2 separate regions of the Homo sapiens genome follow, and region 2 is linked to region 1. Evidence: read pairs that join two places in POLR2A ChIA-PET (ENCODE). Cell type or tissue: B cell. All regions are shown on one strand. Region 1 overlaps TMEM131 (transmembrane protein 131). Region 2 overlaps TMEM131 (transmembrane protein 131).

Region 1 (4,000 bases):
ATGATGAAAATTACCAGTAAGCCAATAGAAAGAACTTCCTCAGCGATTATGAACACTTATTAAAAACTTACAACTGACATCGTACTTGATGGTCAAAGACTGAATGTTTCCCCCCAAAATTGGGAACAAGGAAAGGAAGCTGTAAACACTATCTAAAAAAAAAAAAGGTGCTATTAGAACAAGTAAGGTTATAGCACGTAAAGTTAATAACAAATATCAATTACATTTCTATATACAAGCACTGAACAATTGAAAAATAAAATAAAATATAATTTCATTGTATTTGGAAAAAATACAATCGGTTGTATACAGAACAAATATCCAATTGTTTGTATACTTGTATACAATATACAATTGTTGTATATGGAAAAAATACAATTCCCTATACAACAGCCTCCAAAAACATGAGAGATAAATACTGTTTAAAGAAATTAAAAAAGATCTAAATAAAGAGATGAATCTTGTTTGGGATTAAAAACTCCATGTTGTTATATCAATTCTCACCAGTTTGATTAGAGTTAATGTGCTCTCAATCAAAATCTCAGGTTGTTGTTGTTTTCGAAATTGACAAGTCTGAAATTTACATGGAAATGGAAGTAACTAAAACAGCCAAAGCAGTTGCAGTATTCATACTGCCTCCCTTTAAAGACTTACTAAAAGACTGCCGTAACCAAGCTAATACAGAACTGACAAAATGATATGTAAATCAACAGAACAGAATTGAAAATCGAAAAACAGACACGCAAATACATGGTCAACTGAGTTTCAATAAAGGTGCCAAAGCAACTCAATGGAGGAAAATGAAAGTCTTTTCATAAATTGTGCTGCAACAGCTGAATATGCAAATGCACTTTAAAAAGTGAACTTACGGGAAATTGTAGGTCAATATTTTAAAAGTCAACAACAACAAAAAGCATGCTTTTGTGTTCTATTCCCTATTGCAATATGCATTATTTACATATTCCCATTATTTGAATACGCAAATAATGAATATTGACTCCCACCTCCTACCATATATAAAAATTAGCTCAGAATGGATTACAGACCTAAATAAACAGCTAAAACTATAATGTTCTAGAGAAACACACAGGAGAAAATTTTTGTGATCTTGTGGTAGGCAAAAATTCTTACAGGATACAGAATATACACAGACCTGTAAATGAAAAAATTGAAAAACTGTACTTCATTAAAATTTAAAATATTTACTCTCAAAAAACGCTGCTTAAAAAATGAAAAGGCTGCCTGGCGCAGTGGCTCACGCCTGTAATCCCAGCACTTTGGGAGGCCGAGGCAGGTGGATCACAAGGTCAGGAGATTGAGACCATCCTGGCCAACAGGGTGAAACTCCATCTCTACTAAAAATACAAAAAAATTAGCCGGGCGTGGTGGCGGGTGTCTGTAGTCCCAGCTACTTGGGAGGCTGAGGCAGGAGAATGGTGTGAACCCGGGAGGTGGAGCTTGCAGTGAGCTGAGATAGCGCCACTGCACTCCAGCCTGGGCAACAGAGTGAGACTCCGTCTCAAAAAAAAACTATAATGAAATACCACTAAGTACCCACTGAAATGACTGACAACATCAAGTGTTGGGGAAAGACATACTGTAAAATCAACTGGAACTCTCACATCCTGCTGGTAATGGTTTGACAGTTTCTTCTGAAGTTAAACATAATCTTACCATACAACTCATCAATCTACTCCCAGGTATTACTTGCGAGAAATGAAAATATTTGTCCACAAAAAAACTTTTACTTAAACCTTCATAAAAGCTTTAATCATAATAGCCCTAAACTTGAAACAACCCAGAAATCTATTAACAGGTAAAAAACTAAATTGTAGTTTACTTAGCAATAAAAAGAAACAAACATGATAAATGTAACGTGAATTTCAAAAGCATTATGCAAACTGAAACAAGTCAAAACAAAAGACTGCATGTAGTATGATTCCATTTATTTACAATTCTAGACCACGCAGCAGCTACAGAAAGTGACAAAAAGCAGAGCAATAGTTGTTGCCTGAGACCAGTGATGAGGAAAAGGCACTGATTGCTAACAGGCACAGGGGAACTTTCTGAGATGATGGAAATGTCCTACATTAAGATGGTGCCATTTTCACAACTGTATGTTTATGAAACTAATCAAAATGCACACTTCAAACTAGTGAATATTACTGTATGCAAATTATACCTCAATAGAGTTGGCTAAAACATAAAGGAAAGAAAAAGAAAGCTGGCACAAGTTTAGTCATGTTCAACCTTACAGCATTGTTTTAAAGTAGGTTATTACCCTGGGCTCTTAATACCCTGAAGGCACATAGATGTCACCTCATTTCTGTCTTTTATTAATTTCTTGTATGTTAAAAGTGGGAGAAAAGGAGCTTTACTAATTTTTGATAGCTTTTTTGTTTCCTTAAGGTCTCAGGAACCAGTCAGCTTTAAGAATTTTTGAGATTGCAGGCCAGGTATGGTGGCTCATGCCTGTAATCCCAGAATTTTGGGAGGCTGAGGTGAGCAGATCACTGGAGGTCAGAAGTTTGTGACCAGCCTGGCCAACATGGCTAAACCCTGTCTCTACTAAAATTACAAAAATTAGCTGTGCTTAGTGGTGGGCACCTGTAATCCCAGCTACTCAGGAGGCTGAGGCAGGAGAACCGCTTGAACCAGGGAGACGGAGGTTGCAGTAAGCGGAGATCGCGCCACTGCATTCCAGCCTGGGTGACAAGAGTGAAAACTCCATCTCAAAAAATAAATAAATACAATAAGAATTTTTGAGATTGCTAGAATAATTTCCCTTTGTTGTTGTTGTTATATATAAGCTAGAATAATTTTATCTTCACTTATAAATCAGATGTTTATACTACATCACATATTTTTAAAAGTTTTTCTTCTATGCAAATGCATAGTGGTAAATTTTTGCTAAAAGTCTGAAATATCTAGATACAGAATGAATTAATATTTGGAAGAATAAGTTAACTTCTCAAATATAAATGTTTTCCAGAATCCAGTTCTAACAGGCTTACATAAAAGTGGCACAGGTATAGTGTACAGTAATATTCTAATACTCCAACCGACTTCCAAGGAAACTGGCAAATCAAGCATTCACATTCCTGAATGTTCTACTAATAGAATGACAGCAATCCCTACACACTTATTACCACATACAGCTGCAGTTAAAGGTCTTTCTCAAGAAATCTCCTATGTCCCCAGACAAAATAATAATAATAAAGGAGACCACCACCTACAAGGTCAAAAATACTGCTGTAATACAATTTAGGAAATTAGGAGAAATGTTAAGGCATTCTACTTTTATACTGGATTTATTCAAGGCTGGTCTCTAATCTCTGTTTCCTTGCAATTTTGCTCATGTCACTTCCTATTACTGAAAATGATATGCAAGCCACATACCTCCTCTTTAGAGTAAATTCAGTTCCACTGCAAACAAATTGCAGGGAAATACAGTTGGGAAAGAAGTCAATGTTTTCCATAATTTCTTTAAAACAGTCAAATAAATATTACAGAGGAAAGCAAAAATCACATGCAACTAAGAATTGGATCTATTTTTATCATATCAAGCTTGTTAAACACACATTTGAAATATACGTCCTTGACTAAGTCAATTCTACTGCAATCAAGATTTTTCCTTAAACCACCTGTTTACTCCCAGACAGAAAAACACATCGAAACAGAAATAACCCAAGTAAAATGTCTAACCATATCTCCTAAATGCTTTCTACATCCTGACACTGTACTATGCAATCTGCATGCACTATTCTTATTTAATTCCAACAAATCCTGGGAAGGAAGATACTAATCTATAAAACAGAAATAAGTTACCAAGCAGTAAATTAATACACACTATTATCAGCAAACTTTGGGAAAACACTGACTCTTGGTCTTTACAACCTCAGTCTCTTCATCTATAAAATATAGATACAATTCTTTTTTGTGGGAAAGAGAGTTTCTAGGGTGCCAGATGAGTTGGTCTCCCCTGTGTGAGACACCCACT
Region 2 (4,000 bases), 110 kb before region 1:
ACAATTTGATAAACTGGACACCATGAAAATTATAAACTTCTGCTCTTTCAAATATTATATAAAAAGAATGAAAAGGTATGACACAAACTGGAAGAAAAGACTTGCAAATCACATATCTCAAGAAAGACTTGTATCCTGAACACATAAGGAACTCTCACGAACTCAATGAGAAAACAAACAACTCAACTTAAAAAACAGGCAAAGAACTGAACAGACACTTCACCAAAGAAAACATATGGATGGCAAATAAAAAGATGCTCAAAATCAATTTTCACTGGAGAATGCAAATTAAGATAAAAATGGCCTAACACTGTACACCTAGCTGAGTGACTCGCATCACAAAAAACCCAAACCTCACAATACAGAGTGCTAATAAGGATGTGGAGCAACCAAAACTCTCATGTTTCTCATGGGAATACAAACTGGAACAGTTGTTATAAAAAACTGTTAAAATCTGTAGGTAAATATTTACAGTGAGTTTATTTATAATAACTCCAAACTGGAAACACCCCAAAAGTCTTCAACTAGTGAATGAATAAACCACACAGTGACACCGCCAGCCAATGAAATACTATTCCATAATAATAAAGTGGTACAAAGAACTGATACAGCCTACTACACCAACCAATATGAAATGCATTATGCTAAAAGAAAGAAGCCAGACTAAAAATGCTATATGCTACATGGTTCCATTAATACAGTCTTCTGGAATAGGCTACACTCAGTGGTTTGAGTTGACCAAATTGTTGATTATATGACCTTATGGGTTTGTCAAAACTCAGAACTATACACTAAAAGGGTGAATTTCACTGCAAGTATACTATAATTTAAAAACAAATACATATAAAATATATATTAAATACATCAGTGTGTCTATGTATATATATGTGTGTGTCTGTGTGTGTATATCTCTCTCTCTCTTTTTTTTTTTTTTTTTTTTTTTACTGTTTTGGGTGAATCCACGAGGGTTGCGGATTCACTCAAGCATATTTTAGCCTGGACCTTTTTTCATAAGGGTCTCAGTGTTCATGTTCCCCTGGGGCAAGAACAAATAATTGAATGTTCAGGTTTAACTCTTGGTGGGCAAGATTAAAGCCAAATTAACTTTAAAACAACAAAATCTTGAAATGAAGTAGATAATATCACTGAGTTCAGGCAGTCCACCCACACTTTTTATTGTTGTGAATTTAATTCTACAGAATCATATGACTGGTCACCCTTTTATCACCTTCCTAACTCCCTCTGACAATATAAGGATTCACAGAACTGACACTGAGAGACATAGAGAGGACTCTCCGGCAGTATGAAAAAAACAAAACAAAACAAAACATGACAATATCATTTTCCCATCTAAGATGCCAGTGCTTGTAATACAGATGTTTTATACCATACCAAGAATGAGAAAAAGAAAAAAAAGAGAATGTTCAAAAATGCAGACCTAACAGATCTTCAGATAAAACAAGGAGTGAGGATGACAAGTACAAACCTGACCCACAGAAAGGGGCAGTGAAGAAAACTTATGTGAGTCATTCTGGGCACCGCAGGAAGGGAGAAAAACTAACTTATTCTTAGAATTTGCGCTATATATCAGTACTCATAGAGGTGTGTGGTCTGAATACATACCAGTGGTCTAAAAAAACCTCAAGCAGACAATTTAATGTTTCCTTGGTAGTGTTGAGACCACCAGTGCCATCCTCTCTGGAAAAACACACCCTTAATCCAGGCTGACCATGACTGTAAGGTGCCCTTGACTGTAACATGGGTCTCAATTTCTGATATAAAAGATGTGAAAAAAACATTTACCTATGTAACGAACCTGCACATCCTGCACATGTATCCCTGAACTTAAAATAAAAGTTGAAAGAAAAAAAACAGTAGCAAAATTAGTACAATAAATGCTGTGTATCCACCTAAAAAAAATCTAAAATGTTCTCTAAAAAAAGGTGAAAGTTTTAGAATTATGGTATTCCTACCCAAGAACAGTTCTAGTGTCAATGAAGAGATTCATAAGGCCTATGTTTATTACTGAAAATGTATCCAGAGGAAAACTGGTTTCCTTTAAGGTTTTTATGAGAACTTAATTTGATTTAAAAATGTCTATATTCAAACAATACCCTTTTAAGGCCCATCTAAACTCCAAAGAGTTAGAAAAATCACCATGGAATGTTTAATTTTTAGTGCAGTTTTCTGCCACTATCGGAACTGGACATCTAGTATGTAGATGATGGATAGGAGATCTGAGTTTCTAGTAATACCACTAAGAAACCGTAATTTTCCCAAGTCAGCACTGTACCATAGCTCAGTCCCTGGGCTTTTTCCTTCCTTGGTGATCTCATCCAGATCCATGGCTTCAGATATACACTAGTGACTCCTAAATTTCTATTTCTAGTCGAGTTCTCATATACCAAACTCGAATACTATCTGCCTATTTGCCACCTCCTCTTGGATATCTAGGAGATACCTGAAATCTAACATGTCCAAATTGAACTACTGATTGTACCTCTGAAACCCGTTCTACCCTCTGCCTTCTTCAATTCAGCTGACTCAACTCTGTCCTTCTAGTTGCTCAGGACAAAATTCTAGAGTCAATTTTGACTCTTCTCTTTCTCTCAAATCCCACATCAGGAAATCCTGTTGGGTGTATCTTCAAAACATACAGCATATCTCATTTTATTGTGCTTTGCTTTACTGCACTTCGCAGGTACTGCAGTTTTTTGTTTGACAAATTAAAGGTTTGTAGCAACCACGCATCAAGCAAGTCTATCAGTGTCATTTTTCCAACACCATGTACTCACTTTCTATCTCTGTGTCACATTTTGGCAATCTTGCAATATTTCCAAATTTTTCATTATTATTATATCTGCATGGTGATCTGTGATCTTTGATGTTGCTACTGAAATTGTTTTAGGGCACCACAAATTATGCCCACATAAGATGGCAAGCTTAAATCGAAAAATGTTATGTGTGTTCTCATTGCTCCACCAACTGCTGTTCTCCCAACTCCCTTCCTCTCCTCAAGCTTCCCTATTCCTAAGATACAATAATATTACAATTAGGCCAATTAGTAGCCCTACAATGGCCTGTAAGTGTTGGAGTAAAAGGAAGGGTTGCACATCTCTCACTTTAACCCAAAATCTGGAAATAAGGTTAGTGAGGAAGACATGCTCAAAGCCAAGAGAGGCTCAAAGCTAGGCCTTTAGTGCCAAACAGCCAAGCTGTGAATGCAAAGGAAAAGTTGTTGAAGGAAGTTAAAAATGCTATTCCAGTGAACACACATGTGGTAAAGAAGGAAAACAGCCTTATTGCTGATAGGGATAAAGCTTTAGTGGTCTGGATGGAAGAGCTAAGCAGCCACGGCATTCTCTTTTTTTTTTTTTTTTTTTGAGATGGAGTTTCGCTTGATGCCCAGGCTGGAGTGCAATGGCGTGGTCTTGGCTCACTGCAATCTCTGCCTTCCAGGTTCAAGCGATTCTTGTGCCTCAGCCTCCTGAGTAACTGAGATTATAGGTGCACACCACCACACCCAATTTTTGTATTTTTAGTAGAGATGGGGTTTCACCACGTTGGCCAGGTTGGTTTCGAACTCCTGACCTTAGGTGATCCACCTGCCTCAGCCTCCCAAAGTGCTGGGACTACAGGCGTGAGCCACCACGCCTGGCCTTGCCATACCATTCTCTTAAGCCAAAGTCTAATCCAGAGCAAGGCCCTGACTCTCTTTAATTCTGTGAAGGCTGAGAGAGGGGAGGAAGCTGCAGAATAGCTGAAAGCTAAAAGGGATCGATTCATGAGGTTTAAGAAAAGAAGCCAGCTCCATCACATAAAAGTGCAAGGTGAAGCATTAAATGCTGATGTACAAGTTGCAGCAAGTTATCCAGAAGATCTAGCTAAGATCATTGATGAACGTGGCCACACTAAACAACAAATTTTCCATGTAGATCAAGCAGCCTTCTGTTGGAAGATACCATCTAAAGAGAAGTCAGTGCCTGGCTTCAAAGCTTCA

What was found. Peaks named below come from ENCODE experiments on the same cell type or tissue, not always from the same donor. Only the 100,000 strongest peaks of a DNase experiment are listed, where the experiment ranks them.
Region 2: POLR2A ChIA-PET joins it to region 1 with 7 read pairs; 3 of 35 experiments call an interaction of 5 or more read pairs at or near these places.

Annotation. Positions count from the first base shown.
Region 1 is chr2:97,960,983-97,964,982 of GRCh38, forward strand. The region is part of intron 1 of TMEM131 (transmembrane protein 131); the gene reads right to left. Among named protein-coding and RNA genes, the nearest start is that of TMEM131, 33 kb to the right of the region's middle. RefSeq lists an enhancer at 2,160-2,239. In B cell, no CTCF peak of the experiment used is centred here; no DNase peak of the experiment used is centred here; H3K27ac peaks cover 1,319 bases.
Region 2 is chr2:97,848,798-97,852,797 of GRCh38, forward strand. All of the region lies in intron 5 of TMEM131 (transmembrane protein 131), which reads right to left. Among named protein-coding and RNA genes, the nearest start is that of ZAP70, 140 kb to the left of the region's middle. In B cell, no CTCF peak of the experiment used is centred here; no DNase peak of the experiment used is centred here.